Linked DNA regions of Mus musculus: regions 2 and 3 are each linked to region 1. The links are chromatin contacts, found by Hi-C or POLR2A ChIA-PET in ENCODE. All regions are on one chromosome and are shown on one strand. The core of a region is the stretch at or near the end of the contact, and the rest is flanking DNA. Distances in the headings are between cores, read along the strand shown.

Region 1 (3,700 bases), core at 321-2,820:
CAGGTCAGGACAACCCCTGGAAGCTGATTCTTTCCTTCCACCTGGATCTGGGAATTGGACCTGCATTACAAGCGGTTTTACCCACTGAGCCATCTTTCTGGCCTGCATCTGTCTGTTTTCACGGCACAACTACAAGCTTCTGACATGTGGGGTCTATGCCTGCCTTGCTGCACAGTGTTAGATTCCCACTATCATGCCTGACTTCTGAAGGGCTCACTTGGGTCCGCAGAGTAAGCGAATGGCTGGAGAACTTAAATCTCGGGCCTCTGGGATTCAGCTGTTTCTCTGGCACCAGCACAGTAGTTGGCACAGTTATCACACATAGTAGATATGTGATACTTCTGCTTGAAAAACAGATCAAGCTTTAAGAAAAGCTCTATATTTATATGAGTTGTCATTAAAATGTAAGCGTACTGTCAGTGACACAGAACTTAGACTAGTAAAAACCTACAGGTAGACAATTAAGAATTTAAGGGAAAAATCAAGAGATTCTAAACCAGGGAGCTGTTTGGACTATTATAATGTTAGGCTCCATCTTTAGAACCTGGAAAGGGCTGGGTAACATGGAAAAAACAGGCTGGGCATGGTATTACACGTCTTTAATGGCAGCACTCAGGAGGCAGAGGCAGATGGATCTCTGTGAGTTCGAGGCCAGCCTGGTCTACAGAGTGAGTTGTAGCACAGCCAGGACTACACAGAGAAACCTGTCTCAAAAACACAAAAACAGCAACAACCAAAGAAAAAGAAGAGGAAAAAGGAAAAGAAGAAACAAAATCTAAAGAGCTGAGAGTCTCTCGTGGGTGGGAGGGCCTCACCTGGTCCATTACTGCCTGTGCACCCTTGCGTTTAAAGCACTCTGCTTCCCACACTACCTCCCTGTCCTCTCTGCACCCTGGGAGGTAAGTAAGAGAGAAACTGAGGCAGAGCCTAAGCAGCCTGTGTCCTGTCACAAAGCTAGTCAGCAGTAGAGTGACTTACACACCAGGTCAGTTGACTTCAAGCATACAAATGCCCCTTCCACATTCCTGCCAGAGTCTGAGGCTAACCCAAGGCCTTGGCTGAGGCCTCCAATTAGCCTCAGAACCTTCAGCATTTAGCATCTCCAGGGGCCTGGACTAGTGCTGATGAGAACAGTCTCCAGTAATCATGGTCATTAGAGTTGCTTCGAGTCAAGACAGACCTAGGTGGGATGACTAGTCAGTCAGTCCCTGCATTGTGGTCTCGGACATATCTACTTACCTTCAATCTCTTTTTTTCATTTGTGAGAGGAGATGATAAAAAAAAAGAAGAAGAAAAACACCCCACATGACCAAGAAGATGAAATGGGTGTCCATAACGCCCCTAGCCTTGGCAGGGCTTCAGAGCACAAGGGGATACTGAGGAAAGGAGACTCCCCAGCCTGCTACTGCACTCGGCCCTCCCTTCTAAGCCAGGGCAGAGGTCTTGCAGGAGGAAGTTAAGCCTGTGAATGAGGTTTGCCTGGGGTGTGCATGTCTAGCCTCATAAAACCCCTTAACGAGAAGTTGGCTTTGCGGTCCCTCACAGGCATCTGTCCTCTCACAGAGCCTGCATGTGTGCCAAGCCAAGTCCCAGGGACTTGCCCGAGGCTCTGTGCTAGGCTCTGTGCGTTGTGTGAGGCACAGGCAGTAAACAGGTATTATTCACACCTATTCCGGGCTCTACCTGCAGGCCATTCTTAGGAAGGAATGTAGGGGGCTGAAGGGGCTATAAGCTTGGACTACAGATTTCCTATTTGAATGACAGAGGAGGGGGAAATAGTTCTCTCCAGGGGAGCCTATTGTTTGGGGAGGGGGTGCAGGACGCTGACTGTAGACACATCCTTCCAGGGCAAAGGCTGTAATCCTGGGTATCTGCTCTAGGGGCAAGGAGCCATGGGGCTGAGGGTGGTTCAAAAGCTGGTCGTGAATCCTGTGAGGGCCAATTCTCCCTGCATCCTCACGGCCTCCCTTCGGCCTCCCTTCGCTGTGGTGCTATCTCCTTCTGGGCTTGAGGGGAGCTGGAGCACTCAGGGAAAACATCTCTTTGATCCCCCACCGGCTCCAGGGAAACATCCTTTCCAGGAAGTTTCTAGCTGTCCGCAGAGCAAAGGCATGGATGGGTTAAGCGCCCCTTCTGTGGACTAGAGCCAGGCTACTTAAGCTTTATAACTCAAGTGTAGCAATTCCAGGACCGACCCACACTTTACAACATCCCCTCTCTCTGAGCGATGCTAATCCACATTCAGCCTGCAGATCTTGGGCTTGGATGGAAAGGAAACCACAGCCCCATCCCTGGGGAGGTATAAGGAGACCTCTGTTCTCTGGGTTTTGGCAGACAGGTCCCGCCCCCACACCCCCAAGCCCCCCCCCCCCAGCACACCTGCCCAGAAACTGAGCCAGGTACTCAGCAGCTGTGGCCCCAGGATAAGGCAACTCAGCTCAACAAAGACCAGGTTGCCGGAGGACAGAGTGACTTTTCTGGGATGGCAAGGGGCCAAAGAAGGGGACAGGAAAAACTATCAACTGAGAAGAAATCTTGTACCAAGAGAGGGTGGATGTAGGAAGACGCAGTGATGGATGTTGGGAGTCACTTGGAGGAGCTTCAGGCCCTCTGGGATTTCGGGGAAGCAAAGACTACATCTCAGTGAGGTGGCAAAGCTACAGTTTTTCCAGGGCACACCCCATGTGGAACCCAAGTAGAGTCCAGTTAGAATGGTGGTGGTGGTGTTAGAGCTTGCGACCCACCCTTCCTTCCACCTTCTCCCAGAGTCACTGAACTGTGCACCGCTTAGTCTCACCCAAAGACTCCCCGGAGGACCCTAAATGGATCTAGTCTCCATGAACAGCCTTGCCAGTCGTGGGAACAGGGAACAATCTTACCAGCTTTGCAAGGTGGCCGCCTGTGGACTGTGGTTAGGGACAAAAAAAAAAAGTTTTGGGACCTGTGTCCACACTTCTGCAGAAAGAAACAGGCCTCCCTTCCCAAGCACTGGCCAGTTCTTTGCTCTTCCCCTACCCTCTGTTCGAAGCAGAGCTACTAAGACTTGGGGATTCCTCCAAGGAAACACCAGAAGGCAGGAGCTTGTCTCTAGGGGACAAGGCTGGGCTCCCCAGGGGAGCTTAGGGAAGCAGGCGCGGTAGGTGTGGCCACTGCACCTAGCACGTGGTTCTCCCAGTCAACTCCCCTACCCCCCAACATTCCCAGTCATACAGGTCTGAGGGAAAACAGTGTAGATCTGGGGATGATAGCCTAAGATAAGCTCTCAGGAAACCCAGAAAGTCCCAGCACTGGCCGCAGTAATGGGCCATTTCCCTCAGTTCAGTGCATTCTCCAAGCTAGCTCTGGGGACTTAGGGTAGTGGAGCTGTGGTCACACTCACTTCTAGGTTCCATCCTCCTCCCTCGTCCTCACCTTACCGCAGAGGACTGTGCCTCACAGTGCGCTTCCTTAAATCACAGGACTCTCATTTCTTACTCGTCCCCAGGGCACAGCCCCACTGCAAGGGATCCAAGCAGCCATAGGGTCACAAATATCAATGCCTCTCCCTTTCCCATAGATCTCCCACCACCTTCTTCCCGGATTTAATGCCCAGAGTCAGGGATAACCTTGGCTGAGTGGGCCAGAGCTATAGGTTCCTCTCCAGACACCCGCCCTGGTCCCTGAGGACCCTAACCTGGCTCAGCAACCTCCGAAGCTACAA
Region 2 (3,700 bases), core at 547-3,046, 45 kb before region 1:
ATGTCATATTCACCAGGCTCTGCTCGAAAGCGGCCACTAGGTTAGCCTGACACAAACGTACAAAGAAGAACTTAAGGCGCTTGCGGCTGCAGAAGAGGGAAGTAAGTGGCTGGTACAGGAGTGGTTTAACAGATTTTCCCCATCTCCGGGCTGACCGACCAACGCAAACAAAACTCTGGGTGGTTTTAACATATTGATCTCCATGGGCAGACGAGGTGGAATCAGATAGGCTTTCTGGAGAGACCAAGCTTCTTGAATAACAGAGCGCAGATGGTGAGGCAGGCCTTAGGAGCTGCTAGGGACATCAGCGGGGGTAAAGTCCCTCCCTGTTTTGTGTGGTAGGTGAGTGGACCGGCTTAATGGGAGGACAACAGCCTCTGGGATCAGTCTTATGGCTTTTGGTTTAACGTCACTACATAGGGCCAGCTCTTGTGGCACAAAATGACCTTCCAGTAGGTTCTGTTTGGTTTATCTCTTCTGCCTCTGCACCCTAACCCTATTCTTATCTCACCCTGGGTTTGGAACTAATGCCTCTCTCTGGAAGGGCTGGGGGTGGGGGCATGGGAGTGAGGGATGCCAGTAGCCATGCAAACCACTTCAGGGCATTCCCCATTTTGGCCACTAGGGGGCAGGGCTACATTGGAAAGGGTGCTGGATCCTGTGGGAACTCTGGATCTCTGAAGGGGGGGTGGGGGGGGAAGGTTCCCAGTGGTTGGACTCCAGCTAGCTCCTGGAAGCAATGGGTATAGGAAAAGGTAAAGGGAATGGGGTACAGGAGCAGACAGGGGACCACTCAAGGATGGATAAACAGCCCCCATGAGAGCACTGCAGCAAATGGTCCTCTTGTTACCCTCATAACAAGAGGAGGAAGGCTTTGGGTAGGTCACTCATGCCCAGTCCCTGTGGTGTCTGCAACACCCTCCCTGCCTCCTCCTACGTGTCCTCTTTGAACAACAAGTCAAACTTCACCAGTGCCTTAGAGCCTGAAAACCGGAGGCAGTATCTTCCATGTTTCCTGTAAATCTGCAGAGTCCTGGGCTCCCAGGCAAATACATGGCAAGCTCTGAGCATCTTTCTTTGACCTTCTGTCTTTTTTCAAAATTTGAGAGATTTCACTAAGTTACTCAGGCTGGCCTTGAACTTGTGACCCTCCTGCTGCTGCAACCTCTCAAGTACCTGGGATTTCAAGCTTGCCCCCTCAGGCCGAATTCTGATCACCACCACCACCACCACCTCCCCGGCCCCTATTCATATTCCCTGAAAATCTACTCAGAGCCTGGAGTGGCCCTGGCCTCTTCACTCATTTCTACATGCACATCTCCCCCTCTGAGGGACTGGCCTTGCCTCTCTCTTCTTTCCTACGTCTCTTTTCCTCCATGGCACCTTGCTCTGAGGCCAACCTCAGGTTAGGGTGCCTGTAGGACTCTAGGCCAAGTGGTCCTTTTGTAGAGGCAATACAGTGATCAGGGCCGCTTCCTGGCCAAGTGTGTCATCGTCAGCAGCTTGGCTGCACCATCCAACACGGTGTAAGATTGGTTCAACATCAGGGATCCCAAGTCGAGCTCTGGGGCCTGGCATCACATCTCCCACTGAAGGGAAGGGCTCGGACCCTTGGCCAAAACCTGACTCTAGATTCAGAACTCACCAGAACTGTGTTTTAGTTTGTTTTCTCTTGGCCAAATGGAACTTCCTGTCCTAAGAAAATTCACCCTCTAAATTCATTTTCTGGAACTAGTCCAGCCCTGACAGCCACGATGGCTGACAGATTGCAGTGTAAGTGAATCAGGCATAATAATGTCCTCTGCCTCCCTGGCTGTTCTCCACCTCCCTGGCGCCTCTCCCCTTCGACATCTCCCAGACATGAATTTCCTAGGGTATGCAGGACATGACCTAGGCCACTGGCCTTGACTGGTGGGGTACAGGACCATTCTTGTTTCTGTTATAATTCTTTTGGTCCCAGAGAGTTTGAAGTTTGATATGAGCTTCAAGCAAACCAGTCAATACAGGACTTTTGAACTGAGGACTTGGGAGAAAGAATAAAGACGACAGCCAATGTGGTAAGAGAGCTGTCGCTGAAATTCACTGGAAACACGCAAAAACTCTACCTGGTTTCAAGGCTAGGCTCAGGCCTGGCAGCTGAGCTCCCCAGAGAGGAAGGGAAGAGAGAAGAGGAGAAAGCGCTGCGGAAACTGCAGACGCGGTTATTTTTTGTGCAAACACTTGGAGAGCTCCTGGAGACCCAGCTCAGCTGTTGTTTACAACTACGGGAGAAAATGGCTCTTATGTTCTCTGTTTGCAATTTGGTCACAGGAGAGGAACTGCCCACAGTGGAGTTAGATGAGGTAGGTGTGTTCCTCCTCATCTCTCAGAACAGAAAAACTAAGGTCAGGAGGAAGGTAGTCACTCTAAGTGGCCATACGGAGGTGGGTTAGATGCAGAAATGAAGGATGTTGGCTCCAAAGATGAAGGAAGCTCAGCTCAGATCAATGGCAGAATAGAGGCAGAGCCAACGGTGAACTCCACAGGTTGCTAGGATGGAGTTGGACTTGAGCCGGCCGGCCTCGTGGTCCCCAGACAGAATTCTAATAACCGGCTCTGAGCCTGTTCAGTTGTGTGGCATCAATAAAGAGAAAAACACACCCTAGGGCAGTGGAAACGATCGAGGGCTCGGTAATTAAAATGAATTGTGACTTTTGTCCATGGCCAATGGCAAGGTTGTTTCTGCCTCCCTGCAGAACCACGGTCTCTGCTTTCGTTAGGAAGGTCAAAGGTTACCAGACACCAACTCAGCCATATCAATGAATTAAGGTGGGAAAAAATGGTTCTGAATGAAGGCTCAGAAAAATTGAAGGACAGTCCCCAAATCTTCTGCTCTAGAGCCGTGAATACAACCTTCTCCCCAGAGATCTCAGGCCAGGGCAGACTCGGTCAGACCGCTTTCCCGCACTGCCTGGTTTAACAGGAGCCAGGTCTCATCCTGCTTGGGTACTCACGTTGGCAGACAGCTGAGATGTCAGGGTGGCCACCTTTTCCTGGGACGACTCCAGCTCCCTACGAAGCTTCCGAATTTGCTGCGAAAGGAAGAGAGAGAGAGACAAGCTGCTGACGGCAGAGGTAGATTACTAAGACTGAAATCGGAGTGTGTGGCGGTGTTAAAGAAGCAGAGACAAAGGCTTTGTATCCTACCTCAGATTGCATCCTCTCCTCAGCCTGGAGAAGTGGGCACAGAAGGAGAGAGAGAGACAGAAAAAGCAGGTGGTTACTATGGAGAACCGGCGCAGAAGCCGGGGCCCAAATGTCAGGGCAGAGACTGGAAGAAGCATGATTGACAGATGCAGAGAGGAGAGTCCCCCTGGCCCTGGCTCCTCAGAGCTACATTCAGGTTTAAGTACTAGGCTCCTCTCGGGTGCTCATCTTTAGCCAACCTGGTCCTTGCCGAGAAGGCTAGAGAATGAAGCTGGTTGGTCTGAAAGCAAACCGTGACTGTTAGCACCATGAAGGAGGAAAGAATGAAGGTTAAAACAAACCTACGAGTCAAGAGATCTGAAAGCCAAAGGCTGTAGACATTTGGTCAATTCTGTACATTACTGGGGTCTCTAGAGTCTTGGGGACCTATTCATCTTGGGTGCTAGAAACACTGCCCAAATCCCATGGCAGGGAAAGGAGGCTGTAACAAGGAGATCTTTACTTTTCAAAGGAG
Region 3 (3,700 bases), core at 751-3,250, 47 kb after region 1:
CAGGCTAGCCCCGAATCACAGAGATCTGCCTGCCTTTGCCTATCGAGTCAAAGGCGTGCACCACCATCAGCTGGCTTACTCGAGGTTTTTACAGTAAAAAATAAATAAATAAAAAATATGCATCTTTCCTCCCTCATGCAATCCTCATGACTCAGCACAAATTCTGACCAGTGCACCTCAGAATCCACCCTTTGATCTATTTACTAAAAACAAACTCAAAATTCCTTCAAGTCCCTTAGGAAAACACTATCTTCAGAAGCCACCCAAATTGTACGTGTGGTGATTGTTAAGACACAGGTTGCAACTGTCTCTGGAGGCGCTCACACCCACGCCTGGGTATGTCCTCTTTTCACTAAAGAGTTTCTCCTCCTGGCAGTGTTCATGCTGAAGCCATGCTGAATGCTCTTAATGAACTCCAGCTCCACTTTACACCCATTCATCCTGAACTCCTTTTCTGCTGAGCAGCATTGCTTCAGCCGAGTGGAGGCTCTGAGAAGAACCCTTCTTTCTGGCTGTGTGGGTTTTAGCAGGAAGCTGTCTCTGATCCCTGACTCTCCCCACTCCCCTTCCTGCTGGGCTCTTCCTGCTCACCGATTAACAAATGAGCAAGGACAACACCTCACAGACAGACAGACAGACAGACAGACAGACAGACAGACACACACACACACACACACACACACACACACACACACACACACACTGTCACCTCTCTCTCCTGAACTGCCACCATTCCGCCCCGTCTTTCCAGCTCATTTCCTTTCCAAGGCCAGCTTCTGGACCTCCAGCCCTTGCCCTTTCTTTCCAAATGCAGCAGCCTGACTCCAGCTGTGACAGGCTTTATTCCCCACAGGTGGAGATCATCTTGTCCTTGATTCTCTTTCTGAGGGGGCCCAACCCAGTACTCTGTCTTAGATCCTTCCTGCAGGTAGACTCTATGGCTCTGCCCCATCGTCCCAGCGAACACCTGACTTTTATTGTCTCTGTCTTAAATGTACACACACACACACACACACACACACACACTCATGCATGTGTGCACACATACCACAAAAACGTATACATACACCACACACACACACTACACACATACAACACACCACACACACACACACAATACACCACACACACACACACACACACACACACACACAACACACATATAACACACTACACACACAATACACCACACATACACACACACACACACTACACATATACAACACACTACACACACACACACTGAACACACACATGAACATACACACACACTGCACAAGAGCAAACATACACACCAAACGTGCACACCACATGCACACCACACACACTACACACACACACACACACACACACACACACACACGCTCTCCTGAGCGTGCGTCTTTGTCTTCCTCTCCATCATTCCAGCCTCCATGCTCTCTTCAGGTACAAATCAGTGGGAAATGCCTCCCCAGACACCATAAACGCTTTTAATGGAGACCAGGAACTCATTTTAAAGATTTTCCTCCATTTTCTGAGCCATTACAAATTCCTGGTACCTGGGAGTCAGAGCAATTGTCCCCAGGCAGGCAGACATATTTTACTGGACATACAACTTTTTAAACACACAGAAAAAAAAAAAAAACAAAACCCTACAATAAAACTCACTACCCAGACTTTTAAACTGAGCTATCTGTCACTCACCCTAATTCTCCTCTTTCAATGGCCCTTTCCCTTAAAAGGCTTCTAAAGGGCCTCACTCAGCCAGCTGTTAGGCAGCGCTTGGCTCCTGCCACATCCTCAGAGCTCAGCGTGTGGTCACGTAGTCTCCTGCCCATACAAGCCACTCTAGTGAGATCCTCAGCGAGACAACACAGGCTCATTAAACGTTTGCAAACGAGTGAACAGTGAACGTACGTATAAATGAATGAAAGGAGACAACAGGGAGAAGAGATTCCAGAAGCAGATCAGCTCCACAGCCAAGAAGGAACGGGGGTTGGGAAGAGGGAGAGGACATACAGTCCTGGAAAAGCCACAACACATAAATTGTGACCAATGACCACGAGCGACTCAGGCTTCCTGTCTGCGTCTGCTTTCAGCTGAACATTCCCCTTTGCTGACACGGCTCCTGGTCCACAGCTGGGGAAGCTACGCACGCGTCTGCCCCATGAGCAGGTGCTAAGTTAGAACCTTAAGCTGGGCTGTTCTTAGAATCCTAGGTTCACTGGGGGCGTGCTGTGACCAGTTAATGGAAGATTCAGAAAGTTGTTCCCTTCCCTCTTATTTACCATCCACCCACCTGGCAGGAAAGGAGGTCCCACAGTTCTGTTCCTCAGCCAGAGACCAGGGACAACAAGGTGGCTTGTCTGCATTCCCTGGAGACACGGGCACGACCAACACCTTTGTTCCTTTGCGTATGCTATGCCTTCAACCTGGCAGGCCTGGCCTCCCTGGCTGCAGCTCCCTGTCAGAGAGCTTACTCTCAGCACTATCACTGTGCCAGACTCTTGGGAAAACAAAAGAGCAAACCAAGCTTCTCACACCTCTCCCAGAGCCTGAGAGCCTTCTCTCACAAACCCACTGTCCTGGGCCCCGGAGCTGATGGTTCAGTTGTGACCCTGTTACAGTGGCTCTCAACTGAGAACAGAAATACTTCTGGGGACTCTTGACTAGACGGACATGTTACTGGCATCCAGTATGCGGTGGCTGTGGATGTTACCAAACATCTTCCAATGTTCCGGGCAGCACCCTCAACTGAGGGCTATCTGGCCTCAGTGTCGGCAATGCAGAGGTTGACTCTTGTCATCACACCTGCTCCTCTCTATAGAGCTCAAATCCCTCGAGGAAAGAATCCATGAACCGAAGGAGCTGCAGAGGGTCTAGAAACTCCGAAATTAAATGCAAATCTTATACCTGCGTATAATGTTCATTCTCTGGAAAGAAAGACTAGTGAAGAAGCTAGTTAAGAGGCCCTGCGGTGGAGGCAAGCTCTGAGCCTTGGGCAGCCCAGTAAGGAAACCATGGAGTATACAGTTTACAGTATACAGACACTTAGCAGGCAAACCCACAGCCCAGATGCTCTGAGATCCTTATCTGAGCATCCACCAACACTCCCATGAGCACTCACACCTCTCTCAGAACGTGGGCCGACTGAGCACCACAGACAAAGCGCCCTCCTCCAAGTCTACTCCTTGCCTTTCCAACCAGTAGCTTCTATAAAAGGCTTCTACAAAAAAGAAGACCACGGGGCTTCCATAAGACACTGGCAGGGATTTTGGTGGGAACGCTGGGATTATCCGTCTCTGGAAACCCTTCCTCGAGCTGGTTAATCCCTAATGAAGACCTTGCCCTCCATTCCCCTCCTGACTCCCTGGATAAACTGAGGCCTTAAATTCAAGGTTAGAAGTGTGTGGAGAGCCAGACACATAACCTCATACACAGGTCCCAGCCTCTGCTGCTCCCCGTACCAGCCTTCTTGATGGAGATAGAATTTATCAATGTGAGAGCAATTTCACTCTATCTTGTCAGGGACAGGGGAAGGAGATAAAAGGACATTTGACTCCCTGCTGTCAGCCAGGGATGCTAATGAATCCTTTGCTTCCGAAGACGATTATCGAACAGAATAATTCATCGCCAGAGATTAATTGGACTAATTATGTTGGCTCTCAGAATCCCCTGTATAATTATTTTGTATTGGGCCAATGTCAGTGATAATCCTGTG

Evidence for each region. A loop is a pair of places that touch in the nucleus more often than their neighbours do. ChIA-PET counts read pairs that join two places held with the same protein, here RNA polymerase II (POLR2A).
Region 2: a loop to region 1 is called in a map of gastrocnemius, with 1.9 times the contacts of the local background. The contact joins two enhancer-like sites. A Hi-C loop is called at or near these places in 4 of 37 maps with a recorded cell type or tissue (Patski, gastrocnemius, heart and 1 more). POLR2A ChIA-PET finds 5 or more read pairs at or near these places in 3 of 5 experiments (Patski and embryonic stem cell).
Region 3: POLR2A ChIA-PET joins it to region 1 with 11 read pairs in embryonic stem cell. The contact joins two enhancer-like sites. POLR2A ChIA-PET finds 5 or more read pairs at or near these places in 2 of 5 experiments (Patski and embryonic stem cell).

What each region holds. Positions count from the first base shown.
Region 1 is chr1:135,506,200-135,509,899 of GRCm38, forward strand. The region is part of intron 3 of Nav1 (neuron navigator 1); the gene reads right to left. Among named protein-coding and RNA genes, the nearest start is that of Gm32940, 4.0 kb to the right of the region's middle. Within about 2 kb of position 1,571, at least 1 of the 3 ENCODE cell types and tissues checked has a DNase peak (open chromatin) inside an H3K27ac peak, as active enhancers do; it is gastrocnemius, where a contact is called at or near this core.
Region 2 is chr1:135,460,729-135,464,428 of GRCm38, forward strand. It overlaps Nav1 (neuron navigator 1), which reads right to left. Exons shown (of 30, transcript NM_173437.2): 12 at 3,187-3,210; 13 at 2,994-3,071; 14 at 1-46. Among named protein-coding and RNA genes, the nearest start is that of Mir1231, 7.9 kb to the left of the region's middle. Within about 2 kb of position 1,797, at least 2 of the 3 ENCODE cell types and tissues checked have a DNase peak (open chromatin) inside an H3K27ac peak, as active enhancers do; they include gastrocnemius, where a contact is called at or near this core.
Region 3 is chr1:135,552,996-135,556,695 of GRCm38, forward strand. All of the region lies in intron 1 of Nav1 (neuron navigator 1), which reads right to left. Among named protein-coding and RNA genes, the nearest start is that of Nav1, 31 kb to the right of the region's middle. Within about 2 kb of position 2,001, at least 1 of the 3 ENCODE cell types and tissues checked has a DNase peak (open chromatin) inside an H3K27ac peak, as active enhancers do.